7 separate regions of the Homo sapiens genome follow, and all the other regions are linked to region 5. Evidence: chromatin contacts called from ENCODE Hi-C or POLR2A ChIA-PET data. All regions are on one chromosome and are shown on one strand. Each heading gives the region's core, a stretch centred on a gene start or an enhancer-like site at or near the end of the contact. The rest is flanking DNA. Distances are from core to core; before and after follow the strand shown.

The links. Hi-C counts contacts between places; a loop is a spot of excess contacts on that map. ChIA-PET counts read pairs that join two places held with the same protein, here RNA polymerase II (POLR2A). Pooled maps may share reads with other maps.
Region 1: a loop to region 5 is called in a map of naive thymus-derived CD4-positive, alpha-beta T cell, with 4 times the contacts of the local background. The contact joins two enhancer-like sites. A Hi-C loop is called at or near these places in 1 of 168 maps with a recorded cell type or tissue (naive thymus-derived CD4-positive, alpha-beta T cell) and 7 of 50 pooled maps. POLR2A ChIA-PET finds 5 or more read pairs at or near these places in 4 of 52 experiments (GM12878, T-cell, activated naive CD4-positive, alpha-beta T cell and 1 more).
Region 2: a loop to region 5 is called in a pooled map, with 7 times the contacts of the local background. The contact joins the promoter of LINC02579 here to the enhancer-like site in region 5. A Hi-C loop is called at or near these places in 3 of 37 single-sample maps with no recorded cell type and 9 of 50 pooled maps. POLR2A ChIA-PET finds 5 or more read pairs at or near these places in 5 of 52 experiments (K562, T-cell, activated CD4-positive, alpha-beta T cell and 2 more).
Region 3: a loop to region 5 is called in a pooled map, with 2.3 times the contacts of the local background. The contact joins two enhancer-like sites. A Hi-C loop is called at or near these places in 2 of 50 pooled maps. POLR2A ChIA-PET finds 5 or more read pairs at or near these places in 2 of 52 experiments (GM12878 and T-cell).
Region 4: a loop to region 5 is called in a pooled map, with 13 times the contacts of the local background. The contact joins two enhancer-like sites. A Hi-C loop is called at or near these places in 1 of 37 single-sample maps with no recorded cell type and 9 of 50 pooled maps. POLR2A ChIA-PET finds 5 or more read pairs at or near these places in 1 of 52 experiments (GM10248).
Region 6: a map with no recorded cell type shows a loop between it and region 5 (4-fold over the local background). The contact joins two enhancer-like sites. A Hi-C loop is called at or near these places in 1 of 37 single-sample maps with no recorded cell type and 5 of 50 pooled maps. POLR2A ChIA-PET finds 5 or more read pairs at or near these places in 2 of 52 experiments (GM12878 and activated CD4-positive, alpha-beta T cell).
Region 7: a loop to region 5 is called in a map of naive thymus-derived CD4-positive, alpha-beta T cell, with 4 times the contacts of the local background. The contact joins two enhancer-like sites. A Hi-C loop is called at or near these places in 4 of 168 maps with a recorded cell type or tissue (IMR-90, chondrocyte, heart right ventricle and 1 more), 5 of 37 single-sample maps with no recorded cell type and 17 of 50 pooled maps. POLR2A ChIA-PET finds 5 or more read pairs at or near these places in 4 of 52 experiments (A673, CD8-positive, alpha-beta T cell, HEK293 and 1 more).

What each region holds. Positions count from the first base shown.
Region 1 is chr2:63,859,717-63,862,664 of GRCh38, reverse strand. The region is part of intron 3 of UGP2 (UDP-glucose pyrophosphorylase 2); the gene reads right to left. Among named protein-coding and RNA genes, the nearest start is that of UGP2, 19 kb to the right of the region's middle. Within about 2 kb of position 1,269, at least 8 of the 41 ENCODE cell types and tissues checked have a DNase peak (open chromatin) inside an H3K27ac peak, as active enhancers do.
Region 2 is chr2:64,605,944-64,608,816 of GRCh38, reverse strand. LINC02579 (long intergenic non-protein coding RNA 2579) reads right to left here and starts at 1,505. Exons shown (of 4, transcript NR_034023.1): 1 at 1,397-1,505. It overlaps LOC105374773 (a long non-coding RNA gene), which reads left to right and starts at 1,578. Exons shown (of 7, transcript XR_007086343.1): 1 at 1,578-1,789; 2 at 2,576-2,680. RefSeq lists enhancers at 269-768, 769-1,270, 1,988-2,037, 1,553-2,752.
Region 3 is chr2:64,818,081-64,821,199 of GRCh38, reverse strand. No RefSeq gene overlaps it. Among named protein-coding and RNA genes, the nearest start is that of LINC01800, 44 kb to the left of the region's middle. Within about 2 kb of position 1,684, at least 8 of the 41 ENCODE cell types and tissues checked have a DNase peak (open chromatin) inside an H3K27ac peak, as active enhancers do; they include GM12878, where a contact is called at or near this core.
Region 4 is chr2:64,697,366-64,700,160 of GRCh38, reverse strand. No RefSeq gene overlaps it. Among named protein-coding and RNA genes, the nearest start is that of SERTAD2, 45 kb to the right of the region's middle. RefSeq lists enhancers at 65-124, 1,202-1,271. Within about 2 kb of position 1,285, at least 3 of the 41 ENCODE cell types and tissues checked have a DNase peak (open chromatin) inside an H3K27ac peak, as active enhancers do.
Region 5 is chr2:64,326,076-64,329,269 of GRCh38, reverse strand. No RefSeq gene overlaps it. Among named protein-coding and RNA genes, the nearest start is that of MIR4433A, 13 kb to the left of the region's middle. RefSeq lists enhancers at 1,232-1,391, 2,731-2,840. Within about 2 kb of position 1,674, at least 24 of the 41 ENCODE cell types and tissues checked have a DNase peak (open chromatin) inside an H3K27ac peak, as active enhancers do; they include CD8-positive, alpha-beta T cell, GM12878 and heart right ventricle, where a contact is called at or near this core.
Region 6 is chr2:64,725,895-64,728,734 of GRCh38, reverse strand. No RefSeq gene overlaps it. Among named protein-coding and RNA genes, the nearest start is that of SERTAD2, 73 kb to the right of the region's middle. Within about 2 kb of position 1,559, at least 7 of the 41 ENCODE cell types and tissues checked have a DNase peak (open chromatin) inside an H3K27ac peak, as active enhancers do; they include GM12878, where a contact is called at or near this core.
Region 7 is chr2:64,748,261-64,751,405 of GRCh38, reverse strand. No RefSeq gene overlaps it. Among named protein-coding and RNA genes, the nearest start is that of SERTAD2, 96 kb to the right of the region's middle. RefSeq lists silencers at 1-683, 1,015-1,084. Within about 2 kb of position 1,310, at least 36 of the 41 ENCODE cell types and tissues checked have a DNase peak (open chromatin) inside an H3K27ac peak, as active enhancers do; they include CD8-positive, alpha-beta T cell and heart right ventricle, where a contact is called at or near this core.

The DNA of each region.
Region 1 (2,948 bases), core at 20-2,519, 470 kb after region 5:
ACTTTGGACACAAAGGCAGTAGTTAGAGACCCTGGTCCAACAATAAAACCGGGAGTCTATCAAATCAAATATGTAACTGCCATTAAAGTTCCATGTATTTGCTATTGCTATTTCTAAAGTGAAATTATAGACATGTAACCAGTATGGAATTAATAATCATGGGCTTGTTGTCAGTTCCTTTATCAGGTCCCCATTTCTGAAAGTCCTGTACACGAAGGAATGTGAAGGAAGGTAATCCCGAGGGAAATTCAAAAACTGTTCAATTCATCATGAAATCAAAAGTTGAAGCTTTGGCAATATTTGCTAAATTAGTATGTCTGCTTAGTGTCAGTATTTCTATATATTACTGTTTTAAAACTTTATGTCAAAGAAATGATGAGACTCTTTGGTATTCAGCCATGTCCTCAGAGCCATTTCTTTAAATGCCACTAATTCCTTTTTGTGGAATACTTTTTAGAATCTCATTTGTGTGTGTATCTCCACATACACACAAAACAAGTCTCTAATGGCTTTATCATTGGCTAGTTGCAGCTGGGAAATCTTCACATGCTCAAAGCAAATCATCCTATATGGCATACTATATCAGATGCTTGGCCAGATTGCCTCAAGATTTTTTTCTTTTAATGTGCAAACTTTAAATGCACAGTGTACTACGGTTCACCTTCAGAAAAAAAAATGCTATGTATCTGTACTCTGCACACATAAACTGTAACTTCCTCAGACTTCCTTATAAATAAACAATAGCTTTTAATGTTTTTTGTATTGATAGACTAAGAAAAAGTCTCAGCAATTTTATGGAACAAAACAAAAAATCCATTGGAGCTAAATACCACATTGATGCATGCTATTCTCTTCATGCCAATTCTCTACCCTATGACCCTACATAACTCCTCCCTGTTCACAAATATACCTTCACTCTTTTGATCCTATTAAATATTGAAATGAAAAAGTCGTTTTTTTGTTTTTTTTTTTTTTTTGAGACAGGATCTCACTCTGTTGCCCAGGCTGGAGTGCAGTGGTGATATCATAGCTTACTGTAGCCTCAAACTCCTGGGCTCAAGTGATCTTCCTACCTCAGCCTTCCAAGTAGCTGGGACTACAGGTAGATGCCACCATGCACAGCTAACTAAAAAAAAAAAATTTGTAGAGGTGAGGTCTATGTTGCCTGTGCTGGTAAAAAAGCCTTCTTTAGAGAATATTTTGTATAGAAATGAAAATACATCACCACCAGGGGTCAGTGCCAGCCATGTGACTTCAACAGGTTTTAAATTAGCGCTCAAGAGAACTCGTCAGCTCCAATACCTTCTTGAACAGGCCCCGTACTTCCTCGTAACTCTGATCTATTTCCCATCCCTGTCCATGCCCAACGTGTAAGCTTGGCCAAGACCAAGACACTCTCATAACCTCTCTGGAAAACAATGAAATGGTCAAATAAGCTACATATGCTGGCTTGTCCTTTCTTGCTCTAATTTAAAACATTAACCTTTATATATATATAAAAATTTTTTTACTTATGTAGTTAAATATCAAGATAATCTTATTATTACATTTAGTTAACATTTACAAAGAAGGAGCAGAGCATTATCCATAACGCTATAAACTGGGTTCTTATTAGCCATAATTCATAAAACATGAACTCAAAAGACTTCTCACAAAACATCTATGTACTCACTGAGAGCTAAAACAAAGCATTCAACACAAAAGGTAAGAACGAGTAAAACCTCACAATATAAAATTTCAATGCCTATCTATAAAATATGTCCTTCAATCTAGTATTTATGAAAAACTATTTTTATCTAAAAAGTGGTTAAGGCAGGAGGATCACTTGAGGCCAGGACTTTAAGACCAGCCTAGACAACATAGGGAGACCCTGTCTCTACAAAAAAAAAAAAAAAAAAAAAATTAGCTGGGCCTGGTGGCACAATGCCTGTAGTCCTGCCTACTCAGGAGGCTGAGGCAGGAGGATCCCTTGAGCCCAGGAGTTCGAGGCTGTAGTGAGCTATGACTGTGCCACTACCCTCCAGCCTGAGTGACAGAACAAGACCTCATCTCTAAAAGAAAATAAAAAATAAAGATAAAAATTAAAAGTGATCATCTGAAATGACAAAGGCATATGAGGTCAGTTTTCTGAGGGCCAAAGAAATAAAGAAAGCTACCAAAGATGTTCTGAAAATACATACACTAAAATGGGGTCAGTAAATAGGCTAGATAATAAGTATTTCAGGTTTTGTTACAAGCCATACTGTCTCCACTCCAACTATTCAACTCTGCCATTGTTGCAAAAAAGCAGTTATAGACAATACATAAATGAATGTGTGGGTGTGTTCCAATAAAACTTTACTTACAAACCAGGTGGCTGACTCTGCTAATTGTCAACTCATACACAAAAATATAGATCCACTGGTATGACAATGTTTATGTCACACCTTTGATATAAGGCTGACATGAGAAATGTTACTCTAAATGGCTGTTCTTCCACAGTAATTTCTTTTTACTTAGGAATATAAAATATTATTTGCATTTTTTTTAAAAAAAGACCTATGTTCACTTTTAAAAATTACATTTTGAAAGGAAAATTGATCTCTATAATAATCTCTAAGACCTGAGAAAGGAAACCTATGGGAAAGAGAAGAGTAGGACGAGGAGGCTAGAAGGAGGAATCCAAAAGAACCAAGGTGAACAAACATTAGCTCAAGATTTGTATTCTCAGAACTATCTGCAAAAGCTGGTAACATGCATATCGTATATAAAACACATTTGTGCCCTCAAGAAACTCATGACGTAGTTGAAGAGCAAACTTATTTTTTGCCTCTGCATTCCAAAATTTTCAAGATTAAGGGCATATGGGATTGCAAATACATTTTCTGAAGAAGCTTAAAACTTATGCTTCAAAATAAAGACACTTTTAATGAAGACTTACACTTTTATAAACAGAAAAAGACGGCATA
Region 2 (2,873 bases), core at 256-2,755, 280 kb before region 5:
GCTCACTGCAACCTCCGCCTCCTGGGTTCAAGCGATTCTCTTGCCTCAGTCTCCCGAGTAGCTGGGATTACAGGCATGCGCCACCACGCCCGGCTAATATTTTTGTATTTTTAGTAGAGACGGAGTTTCACCATGTTGGCCAGGCTGCTCTCAAACTCCTGACCTCAAGTGATCCGCCCGCCTTGGCCTCCCAAAGTGCTGAGATTACAGGCGTGAGCCACCTCGCCTGGCCCTTTTTTTCCTTTTTTTTAAGAAAGGAAGATCTCGCCCCTTGCCCAGGCTGGATTCGAACTCCGGGGCTTAAGCGATCCTTCCGCCTCAGCTTCTCCAGCAGCCAGGACTGCAGGTGCGCACCACCATGCCCGGCGTAGCCACCCGTGTTCTATCCCCAGCACAGCTCCTTAGATGGTGACTTTTAACAGCTCACTTCGCCTCCCTGTCCTCAGTTTCTCCTTCTGGAAAGGAACTGGATTGGATGGGGATGGTTTCTGAGGCTCCTTCCAGCTCAGTTGTCCACCTTAAAGGTGTAAGTGGCAGAGGGTGGAGCGGGTCTGGTTCAGGGAGGAGAGCTGGGAGTAAAGGCAGGCCAGGGGCTGCGAGGTGGGTGGAGGAAAGGAAGACAGGAGGGAGGAGAGCGGGGCATGGAGGATAGCTTTGCCAGCCTAGCCCACCAGTCCCGGCCTCTAAGAGCAGGCTGGCAGAGCCCCAAGAGCCTATACCACGGAAGGGCCCCATGGGAATCCCCTCACTCTCTGGGTGCCTGAGTTTGCAGATATCTGTTTGCCAAAGGATGAGGGAAGGAACAGGAAGGAACGTGCCGGCAGGACTGGAAAATCCAGCTGGGCAGGAGATAGCTGTGGCTGCACCTCGCACTGGAGGCTGAAGCTTTGCTTGGCTCTGCCCCTGTGTCACGTGTCAGGTGAGGCTGCTGGACCCCTGGAAGCCCCGCCAAGGGAAGTGACTACCACCAGGCCGCAAGCTCCTGTGCAGAAGTCTAGCAGCCTTTAGCTTTGGGGCCATACACATGTGCTTCCAAGACGGTAGGCAGATGACGTTCAATTTAAATCCACTTTCCTATACGTTTACTCAATGAGTTCAAAGATGCTTTTCATTTACAAGCTTGGCGGCAGCTTCCAACACATTAACCCAAAGGCCTTCATGTTCTCCCCAGCCAACCCCTTTGTCCCTCTGCAGAAAGGGAACCTCCTGCAAAATGTCCAGATGGTTCAGAGAAGTATATATGACAGGCTGGTTGCAAGTGGCAGGAACGCCCCTCTAAGTAGTTTAAAGACATATGTATGGGTGTGTGTGTGTGTGCACGCGTGTGCATGTATATAATTTATTTTTTGCTCAAATAATTTTGGTAAAGGTAATTAACTAAAGGTAAATAACTAACCTTTACCAAGAGCAGGGATGTGGCTGGGCCCAGAATGCAAGACTCTCCGATAGCAGCTCCCAAGCTTAACAAGTTAAAGACACACTGCAGCTTTTCTCCAAAATTCTAGTTAAAAGCTGAGGCCGTCACCAAACAATTGTTGCCAAGAGCTCAGGATGTTGTGGTTGGAGGGGCCTGCGCCAGAGGTCCACTTCTGAACCAATCAGCAGGGCCCGGGGGCTGGGCCATGTTCTGCTTACCTCACAGCTTCCACACCCACAGGGTTTTGGGAACCGGAGGCAGGCGGACAGCCCCAGGAGTCATAATGAGAAGAAATGCTACCTCGGTACAGTGGACGAACGTGCAAACCACACAGAAAGTTTGAAAAAGGTCTACTGGAGGCTCTGCTTTCTGGTAATGGCTCCAAAATACAAAGGGCCTCACACTCCGGCACTGACGAAGTCCATACGGCTCTTAGGCTGACACCCACCAGCCAGTCAATGGGAGAGCTGGGACCAGAGGGCTGACTTGACCTCTTCAGCAGGAGTGTCCAAGGCCTTTGTGGGCGGTGGTGCAGGTTGTGCGTGTGAATAATGAAGGCAATTCATTATTACTCAGAACACAACACCTTGGCGATCTTTAGAAACATGAGAAACAGAGCTTCCAAGGTACCTGCTCACACGCCTCTCTGGAGGTAATCGCTGTGCCGTGGCTCTTAATGAGCCACTCTCCACATGGCCTGAGGCCTGGCACCGTGGGAATTCCCTCTGTCCCTGAGTCATAGGCCTCTGCTACTGAACTGTAAATAGGGACCGGGTCAATGACAGCGGGACAGCTGGCCCAGGGAGCAGGGTTGGGGTGGGGACTGCTGGGAGGCTGCCCTGTTAATCTCTCTCTACCATACAAGGCACTCCTTGGGTGACCCCCGTGACTGTGATGCAGAACAGGGAAGGAGAGTGGGTGTTAACCTTGAGCCTAAGGCTCCTCCTCCACCTGTGGGACTGTAAGCCACCTCTCCTGGGCTGAGGGCTCTGGAAGGAGGCTTGGCTGCTCCTCAGCACTCGGGGAGCGGTTTTTCAGGCACACACACTTGAGCTCCATGACCTCCCAGATTCCCACCGCCCCTGCTTGACTCTTCCCCTGTCTCCCCTTCCTGAAATGACCCCCTCTGAATTCCTTTGACTGTTCTCTGGTTGTCAGTCTCACAGTGACAGGTGTGTAAAGCATGAGGTGACCTTGGGCAAGTTGTTCAACCTCAGTGTTATCACCTGTAGAACGGAGAAAACAAGACTACATACTTTGGAGGTAAGTGTAGGTTCCAATGAAATAACAGAGCTTGAGGGGTCCTATAGGCACATGGGCCTGGAGCCAGACCCCCTGGGTTCAGATCTGTCTTGCCGTGGGTTTTGGGGCAAGTTCCTTTTCTGTGCCTCAGTTTTATCATCTGTAAAGTGAGATGAGAATAATGGTACCTATTTCTTAGGACTCTTGGGAGAGT
Region 3 (3,119 bases), core at 435-2,934, 490 kb before region 5:
TCCCATGCCTGCTTGCAATTATCTTCCCCATGCTAGGCTCCGGCCCCCAACAAGCTTTAGTGCAAGTCACACTCCTATGCCCTGAAGGATACAGAAAGGCCACAGGAAGTTTGCCATCTGATAGAGGAGGGAGTCAGGCCTACCTATAAGATAAGGAACCAGTGCCCCAAATAAAGCATGAGCAGGGAATGCATAGTTCTGTTCCCAGAGGAAATAATCCTGAAGCTGTGTGATGTGGTTCTGTTAAGGTTGCCCCATTATTTTCATACAACTTTGGTATTATTTTAAGTAATAGCAGAAACTAACATACTAAGACTTTATTAGAGTCAGATGTGTGCTAAGAACTTTTTAATCTAATTTGATTTTGTTAGAGACAGGGTCTCACTCTGTCACTCAGACTAGAGTGTAGTGGTCTGATCATAGCTCACTGTAGCCTTAACCTTCTGGGTCAAGCCATCCTGTTGCTTCAGCCTCCTGAGTAGCTAAGGCTACAGAGCATGTGCCATCATGTCCCAAATTAAAAAAAATTTTTTTTTTTGTAGATACAGGCTCTTACTATGTTGCCCAGGCTGGTCTTGAACTCCTAACCTCAAGAGATTCTCTCAACTTGGCCTCCCAATGCACTGGGATTATAGGCGTGAACCACCACGCCTGGCCCTTGTGCCATGTACTTTAAATTCATGGAGCTATTTAGTTGCCATGACAACACTAGGAGGAAAGTACTCTTACTATTATTATTTCCATTTTACGGATAAGGAAACCGACCCTCAAAGAAGTTAAATGCTAGTCCTAAAATGGTCCACCTGGTAAGAGGTGGAGCCAGAATTTTAGTCCACTTTGGTCCAATCTTGAAGTTTGAGTTGTCAATGTGATGCTATGCTGGACATTTGAAAGTACCTAGAGGAACATTGAAGGCAGCTCTGAAGAAGTGGGTCCTGATTTTGGCGTCAGTACTATCCAGCTCTGTGGCCTTACAGCAGTCCCTGTCAAGGGTTCGGTTTTCTCCCTGCTTGTTTTAATGGTTGGGCCAAATGACTACAAATGTGCCTTTCATTTCTAAAAATGCTCTCAAATCTAGGATTTTCAAGTTCCTAAAAATGAAACCAACTTATGCTCACTCTTGTTAATGTCTAAATCCGGAAGAACATTTACGAGGCAAATAAGGTACAGTCATACCCACTCACTCTCTGGCTTCCGAGGAGACTGCTGTGAAGGATGAAGTGTGGTGGCAGGGGTGGGAGAGGGGTACGGGGGTGGGGAACCCACAATCGTGTTGACAGGAACTCACTGAACATACTCTAGTATTTGTACAGTGTGTATCAGGATAGACTGCTGTGTCAAACAGCCCCAAAGTTTTAATGGCTTAACCCAAGAAAAGCTTATTTCTAACTTAGGAACAGCCCAACCTAAGTGTCCTAGTTGGCTCTCTCCAAGGGGCTCTTCTCCAGGGAGCGTCTCAGAAACCCAGGCTCCTCCTCTCTCATGGTTCTGCCTGTCTGCTGGGCCCTCAGAGTACTTTGTTTTTGGTTGGAGAGAAGTTTTAGTGTGCAGGAAAATAGCATATTTGACTTCTGTTCCATTGCATGGGCTAGAATTAGTCACATGGTTCCACCTAACTTCCCACAACAAACTGGGACATAGGGAACTTACTCTATCAGTCATAAAGACGCTCCACAGATGTCCTCTCTGGTTGTTGATGACCCATTTTCCCACCATGACTGTTCATGTGACAAACCTGAGTGTCCCTTGGGAGGAATAAAATGACCCCCCTTTCCTTCCTTGATTCTCTAAAAGAAAGTAATGGAACTTTCTTTAAAGAGTGCAAGAACTTTCTTCAGGGTCTTGTCCTGGGATCAAAGGTAACAATAATATTAATAGTAGCTAGCATTTACTGAGCATATATTATACATCAAGCAGCTACATGCATTATCTTAGAGTGAGGGCAAATCTCAAGGTCTGGATGAGAAGTGTAAAATTGAGCAATGATGCAATTGTATTTACTTTTTCTATAAATGACTTTAATTTCTATTTTGAATGTCCATTCTGCTAGGTGGCAGCATCCTTATTTCATTGATTTGGGTCCCTGCCCTATCCCAAGTTTTGTCTAAGTTCCCAGGTGATGGGCGGTAGCTAGGACTTGCTATTACGTGTGCTTATCTACCCACAGTGGCACCTGTCGTTATGTTGCAGTGTGAGGGCTGACATTCTTGCAGGCTTCTGCTTGATGGTCCTCCTTTACTCCATATCTAAAACCCATCACTCTCTTTGCTACCTCAAAACCACTTCGTAGTTCACAGGGAGCAAGCCACTGTTTCCAGCACCTGGTTCTGACCTACAGCCTTTCTGTCTGAGCACATTTTGAAAACAATTCCTCTGCCCTGGGGACAGGAGGCACCAGTCCTCTCTGCTTTCCTGTCACTCATCATTGCAGATCAGGGACTCTAGATCAAGTCCCTGGGCAAGGAGCAAGCTGCAGGCCCCTCTCTCAGGGACCCTGCCAACTTTCTGCCTCGCTTTGCTTCTTTCCTCCCTTCCATAGTCCTGATAATCCCATATTCCTGGAGACAGGGCAATCTGATTGTTTTTCCAGTTCCAATATTTAGGGCACAAACTTGACACCTTCAATTATTTCAGACTTATACTTTTTTTTTTTTTTTTCTGAGACAGTCTTGCTCTGTCACCTGGGCTGGAATGCAGTGGTGCAATCTCGACTCACTGCAAACTCCACCTCCCAGGTTCAAGCCATCCTCTTGCCTCAGCCTCCAAGTAGCTGGGACTACAGATCCTGCCACCAAGCCCAGTTAAATTTTGTATTTTTAGTAGAGATGGGGTTTTGCCATGTTGGCCAGGTTGATTTCAGACTCCTGACCTCAGGTGATCTGCCAGCCTCGGCCTCCCAAAGTGCTGGGATTACAGGCCTGAGCCACTGCGCCAGGCCCAGACTTAAACTTTGCAGTTCAAAAGGCTTTCTTCTGACAGCTCCTAAACTGTTGTGCTGCTTTTCTGTCATGTCATTTGCCCCCTGAGGCAATGAATGCTGCAAGGCAGTAAAAGACTACAGACGAAATGGGAGAAGGCCAAGAGATATAGGACATAAATACAGTGTTTAAAAAAAAAAA
Region 4 (2,795 bases), core at 36-2,535, 370 kb before region 5:
TTGTTTTTTTGATATGAGATGAGATCTGTATTAGTCCATTCTCAACGCTGCTGATAAAGACATACCTGAGACTGGGTAATTTATAAAGGAAAGAGGCTTAATTGACTCACAGTTCAGCATGGCTGAGGAGGCCTCAGGAAACTTACAATTATGGCGGACGGGATGCAAACTCGTCCTTCTTCACATGGTGGCAGCAAGGAGAAGTGCGAGCAAAGTGGGAAAAACCCCTTATAAAACCATCAGATCTTGTGAGGACTCACTTCGCTATCATGAGAACAGCATGGGGGGACTGCCTCCATCATCTAGTCACCTCCTACGAGGTCCCTCCCCCAGTGCATGGGGATTACAATTTGGATTACAATTCAAGATGAGATTTGTGTGGGGACCCAGAGCGAGACCTTGTCAGGATCTTACTGTGTTGCCTCTCTGGGCTCAAGCGATCCTGGTACTTCAGCCTCCTGAGCAGTTGGAATTTCAGGGGCACACCACTGTGCCTGGCTTCCAGTCTGATCTTAAAGGATATGACCTTGCATATGTCTCCCCATCTGAAACCTACCTCATGAGTTTAAGGATCAAATGATGTTTTTACGTAACAGTAGTAACTATTACCATTATTATAATAATTTGGAGTTATTACTTGAGGGAAAAGTAACATTTTTAAAGAAAATCGGTTGTTCCAATTAGCATATTCAGAGACGGTTGTATGTGTAGGGGAATTATGATACATTTCCAAATGTGTACTGGGATTTTTTTTTTAATATCTGCAGTTTTGGTATAGCTGTGGTAAGTAAGCCTTTGGGGTGAAAAGGTTGATTTACTAGAGATAGGCTGTGATGTGCCAGCTAGTATTACTCTACAGTGTTCAAGGATCTGTGAGAAGCAATACTTCCTGTACATTTTCAGGAGTAGAAAGGAGCAGTGGTGGCCCAAAGTGCCTGGCCGCTGCACAGTGGTCATGCCCCCTAAAAATTGAATGAGTCTGTAGAGTGAGCCCAATCTAGCCCAGGAGTGTTTGAACTCTGGGTCACACTTTAATTTGATTAACACTTTCACTTATTAATGGTCTTGATTTGTCTTGGCACTTTGCAATTAAATGGTCTATACAAAGACTTTCTCCTTTGGACACAGCGTATATTTGTCGTCTAACTACAGAGTTTAGCATCAAATAATTTTATGACAGACCACATTTGGCATGCCTAGTTATTCAGGGAATTTTCAAAGAACCATAGAGGGACTTTTTAGTCACACATCCTCTCTGTTCTTAGTCATCTACTCCTTTTATGGTAGTCATTAGCCAGTATCTCTCAACCTCTTCTACAATGTTTAACAGTTAGTGTACACTCTCTGTAGCACTGGTTTTTTTTGAGCTCTGTGTACTTAATAATGAGACAGTCAGCATATACTTGTGAAAACATAAACTAAATGTTGGTATATTCTCCGCATGGTTTCTTTTTATAGAACCACAGTTGTTAACACACATTAACTACTTCAAAATCACTAATTAAAACATTTTCTCATCTGTATTTTGGGAGTATTATCTTTTCTCCCCTCCAGTTGTACCACTTAAGTATCATTGGTTACATTCAGAATTAAGGGACAAGAGAAATGAAAGACAGTGTGATTTAGAAGTTTTCCTTTAATGCATAGGAAAACAGACGTTTTCATATTCTAGGTAATCAGAAGTACCTTCTACATTTAACTACTTGACCCTAATGACCTGGTCAAATTCCAGTGTTGCACAATTGCATTGTACCTTCCCTAATACCCAGTGAATTTAATTGTTTGGCTACAAACTATTCCCCTTAACTTTTTAGAACCATTTTGTAGGCTGTGCTCTTATAAAGATATATCAAAAGCCGCACTTGTCACCTTTTCTAAAAATGCAAGTCATTTTCACCCCCTCTCCTTCTAATCCTTCTACTTTCTCCCCATATTTATAAACACATTTCCCAAAAAATATTCAATCTTCTTTTTCATGGATCCAAAAGACATTGGACATATGGCTTGAACACAACACTGGGGTAATAATTAATTAAGGTAAGAAAGCAAGGATTTTGGAAAGTGTGGGTTGATGAGTCAGATAATGGTAGGATTTTTCTCCTGATCTCTGGTAAGGTATTACAAAGTTCTCTCCTAATTGTCTTGCAGGCCCCTGACAGCATATCCTGAATTAAACTTGTTCTGTTTTCCCAGCTTACCCTTCTAAATTCTCTATTTCCTGTCACGGCATCTCTCTCCATCCCTTAATCATCTAAACTGGAATCCCAGCTCTCTATTTCACACCCCATATCCAATCCCCTCGGCCCTTAGGGGAGAGCGGGCAATAGATCCTGGCTGCGCTGGTCACCTGTGGGCTCCAGCAGCAAACAGGTGGGTTCATTTCCTGCAGTATGCTGTACAAATGTTTTATTTTTGTATGCCCTGATGTGAAAAGGTTTGGAAAGTATTCAGGATAGAATTTACACTCGTATGAAGGCTGTGCCAGAAATGACCCCAACTGACTTCTGCTTCATCCTCTCCCTCTCTCCTCAAGTACATTTTATGTTATAACCTCATCAAAAAAAGTCTCAGTATCCTAAATACACACACTTTGCCATTTTATTTCCCCATCCTTAATTACATCATTTTGTGGTTGCTTCTCCCTGTTTCTGCATGGTGAAATTTTATTCCTCCTTTAAGCGTAACCCAAATGTTATCTCTTCCTTGGCCTTAGTAGGGAGAATTAATGGTGTTTTCTTTTGTGATTCCAGAGCTTATGCTTTTAACCATTATGCTATGGTGAGCCAGTAAATCTC
Region 5 (3,194 bases), core at 425-2,924:
TTTCCAATAAAGACCCAGTGGCCAGGACTGCTGGATGCACTTTCTTTAAAGGTGGCGGGAAACGCAGAAGCAGGAAGGTCCAGGACGGCATCCATCCTGTGCAAGGAGAAGGTCCTAAAAGGCTATTTCCTCTGCTACCAACTAAGAAAGATGGACGTTTGTAGCTGGGCACGGAGGCTAATCATCCGTAATAGTCTGGCAGTGCTAATGCATTCAGGGGAGAGCAATTAATGCCTGTTGGGGAACATCAGGACAGAGCTTAGAGTCTTGCAGCCTCTGGCAAAACCAGTTTGAAAACCTCAGGCTCCATTTCTAGTTTAGGGTGTCTCCACCTGGCTTGGCAAACTCTGTGCCTCTGCAAGAGGGAAGAAATAGCTTCCTAAGTGAGGCTTGGGAGGAACAAAGGCCTCATTAGGATCAATCACTTATTCCAAGTACACATTCCCAAGAATCTCTATTGATGATCTCAGATACAAATGAAGTAGTAATTAAGGATGTAATGCAAATGATCTTCAGCTTAGTAACTCTCTGTAATTGAAATTTACTAAATTAAGTCTGAGATTTTTGAAACTAGGCCTTTAAAAAAAAATTCCCCGGTTATAATTACCCCTTCTCCTCCCTCCTACCCACCCTTCAGTAATGTAATTAGTTTAAAATAAGATCCGTGGTAGGGCTGATGATGCGCTGCCTACTGAAATGCTGGCCTCCTATCAGCAATCCCCAGGGAGTGAAGAGAACAGGGGCTCGCATCAGTCAGAAAGGCCACTGTCGTGTTACCAAATATAGGACAAGGAAACCGGACACAGAGCTTGTGATACCGACTGTGCTGGGCGGGAGAGATTTCTCAGCTCTCCCTTCTGTTTCTTTCCCCTCTGCCCACAGACCTGGGATAAGCTATGGACCATTCAGAGAAAGAAGGGAATAGACTGGAGTAGGAGAGGAATTGGAATGTTTAGGGGGTGCTGAGAAGGCCCCTGACAGGAGAGACAGAGGGCTTGGGCAGATCAGAAACCTGGCTGTTTTCTCAGAGGCCAGAGTGCTAAATCTCCATCAGTAATAGCCCTGCGACTCGTCCAAATCCTGTCCTCTGCCACCTGATAGGACCACCCCTGGCCTTAGCTCATTTCTCCTGATATGCCCCAGCAGAGGGCAATGCCCGCTAAGCTCAGCCTGCCCAGAACCCAAGAGGAGCCGTGTGGGCAGAGAAGGGGCCCCAGCAGGCGCTCCAGCCTCCCCGTTCTTTTCCCCAGTTTGGTTTTTGTCCCAAAGTGGGACAAAGAAAGAGGATTGAACATTGTCCTGGGTATGTTTGATCTTCTAGAAGAGCATATTGGCCTATTTCATTTAATTCAGATGAAAAGACCAGCTTGTCTTTGAGATCACACTCTAATTTCATCAGAGCTGTCATGTGAGAACAGAAGAGAAGCTACCCACAGCCTTCCTCCTTCCCTTCCCCACTCCTCCCCTCGCTCACCCCCACCCTCCCAGCCCACGGCTTCCTGAAACTGTTAGATCAACACAGAAACACCTGAAGCCCATTGACCCTCACAAGGCAAAAGCCAAAGGCTGCCAGGGCCATCTTAAGATGCCGCACGAGAACAGCAGCTCCCTGGCAGGCAGCACAGACCTGAAAGAAAATGCGTTCTCCCACTGGCCCCCAGCCTTTGAAAACTGCGTGTGCGCACGCGCCTGCTTTCTGTCATCCATTCACATCACCACTGTTAGAAACTTCCATAAATGCTCAACTGAAGCGCTTCTGTCAGAGACAAGCAGCAGAGTTGTTTCTGGAGAGCACAGCAGGTGTATGTTCCATTCGCAAATCAGATGGAAAACACAGACAATAGCAATCTTGTCTCTGAATAAGCCCTTGCTTAAAAGTTGCCCTTAGCTAATGTGGGCACGTTGACTGTTGGATCTTGGTGCCCAGTGTAGGGCCTGGCACGTGGTAGGTGCTTGATAAATATTAGCTGAGTGAATAAATGAATGACTCACTCTTCTTCAAAAACTTTCAGGAGCTTCTCAGTGGTATGGAAAAATGACATGATTCTAAAATCTGGTATTGGGGATCCTGCAATCAGATGCCTGCCTGCCTTGCCCGCCTGGTCCCATGTTGCCAGGCTGGAGTGCACTGGGCCGATCTCGGCTCACTGCAACCTCTGCCTCCCGGGTTCAAGCGATTCCCCTGCCTCAGCCTCCTGAGTAGCTGGGACTACAGGCACATGCCACCACACTTGGCTAATTTTTTGTATTTTAGTAGAGATGGGGTTTCACCACGTTAGCCAGGATGGTCGCGATCTCCTGACCTTGTGATCCGCCCGCCTCGGCTTCCCAAAGAGCTGGGATTACAGGCGTGAGCCACCACGCCTGGCCAAGACTCTGCCTTTCTAACAAGTTCCCAGACGATGCTGATGGTGCTGGCCCAGGACCACATCTTGCGCATATCACTCACCCTGCATCCCACCAGCTGGTCAAGGTCCTGCTCAGATGCTACCGTTTTTGTCAACAAAACTGGGCACACTAGCAAAAAATGCACCCCCTCCCCGCCCACTCACCTCACTGCTACACCCCTCTGTGCCTGCCAAGACACTTTGTATCTGAGCTATTTGGCTGTGTCTCCCTGACCTCAGGGGCCTAAAGTTCTCATGCCTTTCCCCGTACCCCACAGAATCTCATTTAGTGCAGCCGGGGACACGCTACCAGCTGGGGCAGATTCCGTTCCATTCACTGGGACCTTAAAGAACTTCAGACTCCTTGATGCAGCACTCAGCCCTGGGGGTCCAAAGATGCATGACGCCCAGAGACTGCCCTTGAGATGAACATCTATTTTCTGGGTTATATTCACTGCTCACTGAGCCCACTCTGCTGTCCTTCCAGCTGCTGGCCTGGGGCATGACTGACCTGAGCAGACCACGGGATGTCCTCCCTGATCTAAACCAGTGGGAGGTTCCTCTCACTAATACACATCTCCAAGTTCTCAGCTTGCCTTGCTGTCTTTGAGACTCAGAAGGGAGGTGTTACTTTCGGTGGTAAGCCACAATATGTAACTCATAGAGGGCATGTAAGAGGCAGGTGAAAGATGTTTTGCAGCCTGTTTAAATGTCAGTGACTAAGACCCAGGGGTGCTCTGAGAACATTCTCACTTCTCAGTTGTGGGCACCTAAAAGGTTACTGTCCACCCAGTTCTCCTGCCACGT
Region 6 (2,840 bases), core at 310-2,809, 400 kb before region 5:
TCAGCCTCCCAAGTAGCTGGGACTACAGGCGCCCGCCACTACGCCCGGCTAATTTTTTTGTATTTTTAGTAGAGACGGGGTTTCACCGTTTTAGCCGGGATGGTCTCGATCTCCTGACCTCGTGATCCGCCCGCCTCGGCCTCCCAAAGTGCTGGGATTACAGGCGTGAGCCACCGCGCCCGGCCTATAGAATATTCTTAAAGCCTCCATTTATGAAGAAACAAAGAAAACAAGTCACTGCCTTCTTACCATCTTTCTCTTTTTTCTGTGAGTGACAAAGAATAAGGAGCAACTAACAGCTGCCAGCCGAAGCCTCTCACTTCTGTTCTGCAGTTAAAGTCTCAAAGTCTGGGGCTGCTGTGAGCGTGGAGTGGTGCGTGCAGAGAGCGGCCCGTGCAATGCATTGTGCTGGCCTTGCTGGAGCTGCCCATGCAAGGAGCAGCCGTGCCGCACGTAAGCTACTCATGCAGGGAGCAGCCATGCAGGAGCTCAAGCAGAGGGCAGCCCTTGCAGTGCTGTGGGCACCTTGTGGAATGCAGTGCAGAAATCAGCCAGTGCAGCATGCATGCCAGTCCGGGTCTTCCCCAACACTGCCCTTGGGGAAACCCACACCTATTCTTACAGGAATGGCAGCAGGGGGTCTGCCCAAACCAAATTTAAGTTAAAAACAAAACAAAGCAAAACAATTCCTAAAGTGCCCCAGCTTATCATCTAACAGGCAATGGAGTTTCTCAGCACTGCCTGAGGTTGTTTGTAATTGTAAACTAATAGTAGTAAGGGCAGAGGCCAGATGTTAGATAACCGAAGTCAGTGGTAGACCAGCTGGAGAGCCACGCTGGGCTTAGATTTTAACTCTTAAGTTGTCTTGCTGTCCACTCCACACCTAGATATAATATGAGCAGAAAACAAAGAATTTCAATTTTAGTTCTTCGGGAAAACATTAGCTTTTTATTTTAATACTTCAGAGTTTGTTGAAAAAACCGTTTTTGGCAGGTTGGTACAAGGAATAATACCATCTGTATTTGTATGGTGCCTTGCAGTTTGTAAGTGCTCTCATGAGCATTATCCTATTTAACACCCACAGCCACAACCACCTTGTGAGGTATTGTCTCCCATTTTACAAATGAGGAAACAGACTTCTGAGAGTTTACAGCTTGTCCAAGGGCATACAGCTAGTAGTCATTAGAGCCATCCTGCTCCAGTATTCCCTCCACCATGCAACCAGCACTTTGATAGCATCTAGCTTCCTGTCTTCCCTGTCATTCTCATATTTACACAGAAAATCACCGTCTAAAAATCTTCCTCAGTGGCCATTCCATGTTACTCACAATAAGAACATATGTACCGTCAAAGGGTAGCTTCTTGATTGACTTTGAAGTCAATAATTGAATAAAAGAGGAGCCTTGTTATTTCTTACTTAGAACCATGCTGAATGAACCTTAGGGACCATTTGGTTCAAATATGTGTATATATCTAAATCTAGAGTAAAGCCCTTCATAAGGAAAGTGAAACTCCAGTTAATTGCAAAGACTAGGGCCCACTTCCTCAAACTCAGACCATTGTGTTCTTTCTGTTAAAGTACACCTCCTTCAACAGAGGTACAGTTCTTGTCTCAAGAGCTAATTTGACTTGAGATTCTAGCAGATATTCCTGAGTATCTACTCTGTGCAAAGCCCTGTGTGGAACCAGCTCTGGAGGACTTTTGGATCTAGTGGGAGAGACTTAATCCAGGAGAAAATGCACCTAGTGCTAAGTCTTCAGCCATTTAAAAGACTAAGAATGTCATAGATAATCCAAATTTGGTCTTGGTCATCTGGAAACATTTATGAAGAAGCCCTTTCTTATATGTTCTTATATGACCTCCTATTTGTAGAAAAATAGCAACTGTGGCCACTTTGGAACTTTTGGAATAATGCCACCCATCCCTGAGAAGCTGAAGTATAAGATTAAAAGCAAATCAAACTGTGATTGTTAGCACCAAGTTTCTCTTTAGGTCTTGCCCCTAAAAGTTTTAACTTAGAAAATCCCATATTACTCATATCTTATTATAAAAGCTCTGCTAATAACTTTGAACTCCTTAAAATACATTTTCAAAGAGCTGATGGTGAGCAAGCCACATGTTTCATGGCCTTCCCTCAGCACTGATCAGCCGACAACCTGGAGAGCCTTTCTGAATGCACCCCTGATAATTTGGGCTGTCTCCAAGTCAAGATGAATTGATAGGGAATGCAAAATTGATCAGAATAATTACAAGTGCCATTATATGAAAGAGATCACTTTGCCAATGAACACTCACAGAATGCCTTTACAGACCTAATTTGCACCAGAATTAAGTTTGTCTTTCTCAATAGTTGCTTCCCAAACTAAACAAACTGCATTGTATAAGTGGGTCAGTTTTCACAGTACTCTGCTTGAAATATTCAGATATACACAAAGGCAGCTGGATTGTAAATTTCAAGGGCAAACTAGTCTCCAATAAAGCAGGTATGGGAGGAAGCTGTGTTACATTCTTAGAGGGATGAGTTTCTCTTTAACTTATAAAAACGCATTCAGTATCCTGCTTGCTTTGCGTGGATCATACTTAGCTTCCATTTTTGCCTTTTAGTCAACCTCTTTTCATTTACTCAGGTTTCTGCCTCTCAGTCAGCAGTATTTGGCTATAATCAGGTGATTTTGCCCTCAGTTAGTTCTCCAGGGCCTAAGAACTCAATAGTATCGAATGGTTTTGGGTAGGGTATTTTTTTTTTTTTTTTTTGAGACGGAGTTTCGCTCTTGTTGCCCAGGTGCATGCAATGGTGTGATCTCGGCTCACTGCAACCTCCACCTCCCGGTATCAAGCA
Region 7 (3,145 bases), core at 61-2,560, 420 kb before region 5:
GGCTGCGGAAGCCCTCTCCTCCCCATTGGCCACACGCTCGCGTCCATCACTCCCGCGAGGCGCTCGGATTGGCAGAAGGCGCACTTCTGGAGCGAGGAGGGCCGAGTGACTCCGCGGGTCTCCGGCGCCTCCTCCTTCCCTCCACCCCACACTTGAACGTCCACCCACCTCTCCCCACCCCCCACTCCACTGCCCCCGCCCCGCTCGCGGCAGTGTCCTTAGAAGACTCATTGGGCCAGGGGTGCAGCCAGCCGCTTAACGAGCCGCGCCGCCATAGGTCGAGGCCCACGCCCGTCGGAACGATGGGCCTCACCATTGGGTAGCTCCGCTCCGCTCCGCCCCCTCAGCTCCTCACCCTCTCGTCGCCGCCTCCTAGCTCACCTCTTTCTCGGCCCCCTTACCCCGCCCGTCCCCGCCGCATCACCCCTGTCCAGCTGGGCGGGGATTGCTGTACGACTCTGTAAAGTCTGTGAGTCACTGCACAACCCATCAATCCAATTAAATGTCTTGAGCGAGCCGAGCAGGCGGTGCTGCCGCCCGCCGCCGCTCGCCCCGCCGCGGCCGCCCCTGCTCCTGCTTGCAGCGCCCCTCTGATCCATGGCTGTCTGTCTGTACTTGTTACGGTGTAACATCCTCCTCCTCCTTCTCCTCCTCCTCCTCGGGAGCCGCTGCAACTTCCCCTCAGCCAGCCTCCTCCTCTGCCTGGGGACTGCAAAGGCATGGGATAGACCCAGAGCCGCTTCCCTCTGTCTCCCCTCCAGCCCTCGCTCAATTTTCCCCCCTTTAAATTAAAGTCTGTTCCTCGCTCCTCGTCGTTTTAGAGATTTATTGGTTGGTCTATTATTTCCCCTGATTTTATTTTCCCTCTCTGGGGCAGAGATCGTAGGGGCCGGTGGGTTTATTTTAGGGAGGGGGCGCTCCATCACCCCACCCCTCCGTTTCTCCTTCTCCCTTTTCGGCCGTGACTTGATTTCCCCGCTCCTCTGCGCTCCCACCCCTCGAACTCACCGTCCTGTACTCGAGTGACGCACAGACACCCCCCGCCCACAGCCCAGACGCCCCCTCCCTCGCTGCCACCCCGACCCGTCTCGGAGCTGGACTGGGTGCCGACTTCTTCGCAGAAGGGTGAGTGCTGTGCTGGGTTGGGTGAGGAGGATCTGAAAAAATGTGGTGGCCGGTCCACTGTTGGGGAGGGCAGGGATCAGGTTGTGGGCTGCAGGTTCCCGGTCCGGCGTGGATTTAAGGTGGCGACTCCCTCCTTTCCTCCCTCCCTCGCTCCCGCTTCCTCCGCCCCTCAGCTCCTTATTCACCAGCCTTGCTGTATATCTAGGTATTGCCAGACTTCCACCATCGGGGCATTATAACGCTTATAAAACATTTGGTAATGGCATGCTTTCTGTCTTTAGGATGCTTAGAGAGCAGTGATAGCCACCAATGTGATCTGATAGATTCTATCACCTGCAAAAAGTGTAAAAGGGACGATGGGTACGTTTTCTTCTAATTCAAAGTTAAACTTTTATTCAATAAAGGCAAGGCAGAAAGGTATTTTTAATTTTAATGCGTGGCGATAGGGCAGCGATAAAGCAGAGAAAGACAGATTGTCTAGTGGCATTGCTTAGTGTTTTTATTTGAAAATAGTTTTATGGGTTCCCTATTGAAAAAATATCAAGTCCGTATCAAAGGTTATGAAGTCTTTGAACCTGTTGGGGGAAAGCAAGGTAAGATGGAAATCCAGCTTGACACTTCATCTTTAGCTCACCTCTGTTACAGGGAGGCATTACAACACAGAGTTTTAAATTTCTCAGTCACTGGACACAATGGAGCATGTTAAGGATATGAGAGAAATATGGATTATTTCTCTTTTGATATCCATCTTTTGTGTACTTCATTGCTTGTTCAGCAATGTCATACTACAGAATTTTGTAAAATTTTGATTTGGTTTCTTGGTTGTCCATAGCTCAGAAGTACAAATACCTGTCTATATATGCTTTATGAGGATGTTGCCATATGCATCTTTCATATTTTGTTTGAAATAAAAGTAAAAATTATGAGAAATAGTTGCTCAGAGTTGGCTTCTGAGGTTGCTTTTTAGAATTCAGCTGTTTTAAAATGGTATTACTCTTTTTGAGTCAAGTTCTGGGCTAGTTGTCCACAAGATTCAAATGAGGCCAAACCAAACATGTTTTGAAACATTAAAGTACAGGAAAGGCCTCTTAATAGTTCATTCTCTCCTTCTCTTTCAGAGTAACCAGAATAAGTTGTTACTAAATTTAATTTTAAAGAATAGACTGTTCCTGTACCGAAATCTGCCAAGTTGCTACAGAAATATTTCTTTTTAAAGAGCAGAAATGTGTTTATGATCAGCCCAAAGTAGTAAAGATGAAAAGTGACTTAAATGTAAATGCTGTCTTAAAGAAATGCTTGTCATAAGCCCCAAAACCTTCCAGAGTGTTTCAGGAAGACTTACACAAAACCTTTTTGAATTGTTTAGTAAATTTTATCATGTGACCTTTTTTATGAGTGTAAGACTGAATTATTGAAAGACCTCATAGCACAAGGGAGCCATGCTGCCAGAGTTTGAATCTTACCACCATCCCTCACTGGCTGTGTGACCTTGGGGGACGTTTCTAACCTGGCTTTTGTGGGTTTTGTCCTGTAGATGGAAAGAATGACTTCTCAAGGGGTTGTTGTAAGGTTGCATGAGAGTACATGTCACAGAGCACTCCAGGTTAGCTACCCCATCATCACCAGCAGTCTTAGAGAGGTGTCTAGTGTAGTGGTTAAGAGTAGGACCTCACGCTGGTTCATGCCTGTAATCCTAGCACTTTGGGAGGCTGAGGTGGGAGGATGGCTTGAGCTCAGGAATTTGAGACCAACCTGGTCAAGATGGTGAGATCCGGTCTCTACAAAATAATTAAAAAAAAAAAAAAAAAAAAGTGGGGCTTCCAGAACCAGATTCCGTAAGTTTAAACCCCAGCTTTTCCTCATTATCTTTGTGACCTTGGCCAAGTTAGCCTCAGTTTCCTCATCTGTAAAATGGAAATAATAGCACCTACTTCATAGGGTTATTGTGATCGCACAGAATGAGTTAATATATGCAAAGATCTTGAGTAGTCTTTGGTGCATCTTTGCAAGTTTAACTCTT